2 separate regions of the Homo sapiens genome follow, and region 2 is linked to region 1. Evidence: read pairs that join two places in POLR2A ChIA-PET (ENCODE). Cell type or tissue: GM12878. All regions are shown on one strand. Region 1 overlaps TCF12 (transcription factor 12). Region 2 overlaps TCF12 (transcription factor 12).

Region 1 (2,500 bases):
TTAACTTTGACAGAAAATAGCCTCAAGAGTTGCTATAATTTTAAGCTCTGCCATGAATGAGCAAAACTTCTTTGTTACTGTGGATTAGAGTTACTTTCCTACAAGTATGATCTGGGTTCAAATTCTGGCTCTTGTTTGTAAGCATCAGTTTCTTAATATATAAATGCGGATAGTAATTATACTTACATTGTAATATTGGTTTGAGAATTAAAGGACATACTTGATGCAGAAAGTAGTACCTGGCACATTGATAGTACTCTAGCATTTTCTGTTATTGGTAAATTAAAATTTGTAATAACATTTCCCCCAACTTTGGATGAAGGCCATTTTATTTCATTTAGAATCATGCCATTATTAATATGAAACTATTATTAAAATACTTGTATAATTTCCATAGTGGTTTTATAGACTATAAACATGGAACGCTTGCAGATATTTTATAAAAATTGTTTTTATTTTGTGAAGAGTTTATATTTCAATAGTCTGTCCATAGAAATATAAGGGGGGGGAAGGCATATTAAATTAAGTTTTGTTGTTGATAATTTCATTGAGTCATTTTTGTCTGTTATCTTTGTTCTATCAGTTCTTGCATTGCAGAAAGCTTATCTTGTATTCAGTACAATGATCAATTTAATTGGCTCTGCAGTGTCTAGGATGAGGTTGCTTGGCCAGGATATATTTGGCAGTGTGAGGAAGGCAAGCTTCTATGTTGATTATAACACTGCCTTGTCACCATTGTGTTCTTTCTAAGCACAGACACAGCTTGGTCCCCTGGCAGTGATATACAGCAAACGTCAATAACAACCTTTGTAAATGTTAAATAAAAGAGCAAATTGAAGGGCAGTGATTCATTAGGAAAGAATTTTGTCTGAGCAAATTAACTCTTATTTCTGTTAACCCATGTTAAAGAATCACTGACTGTCTCTTGAGACTTTGGATGCAGTTGAACTAGAAACTATACAGATGAAGGTCCTCTTTTCCCTTTAGTGGGTGCTTTGGATCAGCAGTATGTGCTCTTCATTTGAAATATCTTTTTTTTTCTTTTTTTGATATACTTTGACATCTTACCAATTTGATTAAGCTTCAGACAGTGCTGTTACCCTTAACTTGCCTCCCAGTTAACAGAAACCTTCTGAACTTGCCTGTGGAAAAATTTTTACCATTTTTCAGTTAGTGGTTGCGTTTTCAGTTTTAGATTTTTCAGTTAGTGGTTGCATTGTGCATATATGTGTTACTTCTTCAGACCTACTTGTCTAAAGTAGCCAGTATATTTTCAGATTTTTATGTCTAATGTGATTTTCTTTTCCAGTTTTTCTTGTCTTGTTTAACCAGTGTAAAGGCAATCTAAGTGTCTTTAGAGTTAGCTAGAATTCCAGAAACTGATTTTTAATTCTTTCACTAGCCATACTTGAATTTCCATATCTGTGTATGTACACACTTGCCTGAAGATATTTTATTTTTTCCTTAAGATAGAGGTAAAAAGAAAGTGTTCAGATTTTCAAAGCTAACATTTTTTTCCTTTTTTTTCCCCCAAAGGATATAATGTATTATCTATCAACCACTCTCTCAGAATAACTTGTTTGTTTTATCATGTACTGTGATAGGTTAGTCATGAATTTGCAGTTAATGAAGGGCTATTTATTTCATGCCTACCCTCACAGGTTTTCTTTCTTTTTTCTTTTTTGTGACGGAGTCTCACTCTTTCACCAGGCTGGAGTGCAGTGGCACGATCTCAGCTCACTGCAATCTCCACCTCCCCAGTTCAAGTGATTCTCCTGCCTCAGCCTCCTGAGTAGCTGGGACTGCAAGTATGAACCACCATGACTGGCTAATGGTGGTTTTGTTTTTTTGTTTGTTTGTTTGTTTTTTTGTTTTTTTGGCAGCAGGTCGGTGGGTGGGCAGTGTTTGTAGAGACAGGGTCTCACATTGTGCCCAGGCTAGTCTCAAACTCCTGATGTGAAGCAATCCTCTCCGCTCAGCCTTCCAAACCGCTGGAATTATAGGCATGAGCCACCGTACCCGGTCCACAGCTTTTTTTTTTTAAGTATCTTCTTCATACTAGATACGATACTGTATGCTATTTTTGAGACTCCGTAGTCAAGTATAATTGTAAACCAGCTAGTAAAATTGAAGTTTCTTTTTTCATCCTTGTGTTATTTGGAAACAAAATTAAGAAATAGAGTCTCTTTTCTTCCTCCTACTTTATTCAACAGCCCTCACTCCATATGGATACTGTATACTTTGGATTTTAGAATATTTTAACTCTTAAAGGAATGGGCAGTGGAATCACAATATCACTGATTTAGCAGATCCTTGGTAAATATTCGTCATGTGATCCTGTGGCAATCCTAAATAGGAATTCACCTCTTTCTCTTAAGCTTTCCCATAGTACTTTATATCTCTTTAAAAAAATCAGTTGTTTACATTACTACATTGAAAGTTTTTTGGACCACCAACCTTGTTTCTGTCTCAGAACCTTAGCTAAATGCAGGGTATTCAA
Region 2 (2,500 bases), 94 kb before region 1:
AGAAAAAACAAATCTGTGTGATTCTGAATTTATTTCTTTGCAAATACATTAGTTTTTGTTATAGTTTAAAGGTGCCAACCTTTTTGGCACCAGGAACTGGTTTTGTGGAAGACACTTTTCTGTGGATGGTGAGGGTTGTAGGGGATAGTTTTGGGACATAAGTATTCCACCTCAGATCATCAGGCATTAGATTCTCATAAGGATCGTGCAACCTAAATCCCTTGCATAGTTCACAACAGGGTTCATGTGCCTATGAAAATCTAATGTGACCACTGATCTGACAGGAGGTGGAGCTCAGGCCTTAATGCTCTCTACCCACTGCTTACCTCCTACTGTGGAGCCTGGTTCCTAATAGGCCACATATTGGTAGTAATCTGTTGCCCAGGGGTTGTGGACCCCTGCTTTAAAGAAGCAAGACAAATAACTGTGAACAATGTGTTAGGAGTATGGCTCAGGCAAGAAAGGCAAAGTGCAAAACTAATCTGAGGACCCATACTCAAAAAAGTGTCTTTTTTTTTTTTTTTTTTTTTTTTGAGACGGAGTCTCGCTCTGTCTCCTAGGTTAGAGTGAGGTAGTGCGATCTCGGCTCACTGCAGCTTCTGCTAGGATTCAAGCTATTCTCCTGCCTTCTGAGTAGTTGAGATTACAGGCGCCCGCCACCAAACCCAACTAATTTCTGTATTTTCAGTAGAGATGTGGTTTCACCATGTTGGCTAGGCTGGTCTTGAACTCCTGACTGCAAGTCATCTGCCTGCCTCAGCCTCCCAAAGTGCTGGGATTTCAGGCATGAGCCACTGCACCCAACCCAAAAAAGGTTCTTGATCCTGAGTTTGGAACCAAATGAAAAATAAGATACAAGAGAGTAACATAGTAAGACTGGAATGTCAGCTTTATTAATGATAAGATGATCAGAATTCATGGCTTTAGAGCTGCTGCCAAAGGAGCTTGCCGGTACTGCAAAGAAAATACCCAGAATTTCTGACTTAGACCATTCCATAGTAAGAAGAATAGTGCCAATCAGTAATTGGAAGAATAGTGCCAATCAGTAATATTGGCAGCTTTTTATTACATTAGCTCCACATATAAAAGAACCATGCACATTCGTCAACAAGCTCACTTCCCTTTGGGATAAGGTAGGTAAGGGAGAGGAACGAATTCTTCAAGCTAGAAGGCTGAGGTTAGGAAAAGGTAAATCCTACATTAAAATGTTGGGTTATGTTTTATGTTTAAAGGTAGTCAAGGTAATATCTGGCTTATTCATTGTATTTTTAATCTGCTTTTGAAATTATGAAAATGTGTTGCATAGCTATGATGGAACAGCACCTAAATTCAAATCTAGTCCTATGTGATTTATAAGTTTGTGTCCCCGCTACCTTTTTTTTTTTGAGACCAAGGCTCAGCTCGCTCTGTCGCCCAGGCTGGAGTGCAGTGGCACGATCGCAGCTCATTGCAGCCTCTGCCTCCTGGGTTAAAGCTGTTCTTTTGCCTCAGCCTCCCTAGTAACTGGGACTACAGGCGCCTGCTACCATGTGCGGCTAATTTTTGTATTTTCAGTAGAGAGGAGGTTTCACCATGTTGGCCACGCTGGTCTCGAATTCCTGACCTCAAGTGATCGCCTGCCTCAGCCTTGCAAAAGTGCTGGGATTACAGGCATGAGCCACCGCCCCCAGCCTGTGCCCTTTTCACTAAAATCACATTTATTGAGGTTTCTTTGGGGCACTCCTGCTTGCGTTTTCACATTTCTTATCTATGCACCTGAATTTTCCCTTTGGAATTTTGACCACAGAACCTGTTTTGTTTCAGTTAGAATAATCCTCAGTCTGGAAATCATGTATTAAATGACACAATGGGATGGAATTGTAGCCTATAATAAGTGAAGAGAAAGAGAAGATTACCACCTAAGAGCTTTAAATACTTGAAATGCGCCTGGTCTCCAGATGCAGAGAAGTTGTGTTGAAAGAATTTGTATGATAGCTCCTCATACAGTGTTTTTATTTATAAAAGTAATTCATGTACATCAGTTTACAAAATAAAAGTTCTTACGTAAGAAATGTTAGTCACCAGTGTGATGAAACGTAGAATGAAACCTTAAACTGTGTTAATAGAAATGTGGTGTCAGAATCATAGATGGTAGTGGTTCCTTTGTAATCTTCGCTGAGATGATGAATTCATTTTCATACTTTAAGAGGGTCACTCGTCAACTGTAGTGACTTAGAAAGGCATGTTTAGGATTTGAGCTACTGAAAATGTTCTTGTAGGAACAGTTAAAAAACTGGGAATGGGAAGACTGAGAATGTACAGGAATAATACTCTCCAGAGTTTTAAATGCTGTCATGTAGAAGATAATATAGATTTCTCTGGTGTTCCTCTAGAACAGAGATAGGAAAATTCTTTTTGGAAAGGACCAGGTAAACATTGTGGGCTTTGTGTCACCACTTAACTCTGCAGTTGTAACATGAAAGCAAGCAGCCATAGACAATATATGGTAAACAAATGGGAA

The links. Peaks named below come from ENCODE experiments on the same cell type or tissue, not always from the same donor. Only the 100,000 strongest peaks of a DNase experiment are listed, where the experiment ranks them.
Region 2: POLR2A ChIA-PET joins it to region 1 with 6 read pairs; 4 of 35 experiments call an interaction of 5 or more read pairs at or near these places.

The regions. Positions count from the first base shown.
Region 1 is chr15:57,117,428-57,119,927 of GRCh38, forward strand. All of the region lies in intron 5 of TCF12 (transcription factor 12), which reads left to right. Among named protein-coding and RNA genes, the nearest start is that of SNORD13D, 160 kb to the right of the region's middle. In GM12878, no CTCF peak of the experiment used is centred here; a DNase peak (open chromatin) is centred at 1,188; H3K4me3 peaks cover 756 bases; H3K27ac peaks cover 1,790 bases.
Region 2 is chr15:57,023,708-57,026,207 of GRCh38, forward strand. All of the region lies in intron 3 of TCF12 (transcription factor 12), which reads left to right. Among named protein-coding and RNA genes, the nearest start is that of TCF12, 110 kb to the left of the region's middle. In GM12878, no CTCF peak of the experiment used is centred here; no DNase peak of the experiment used is centred here.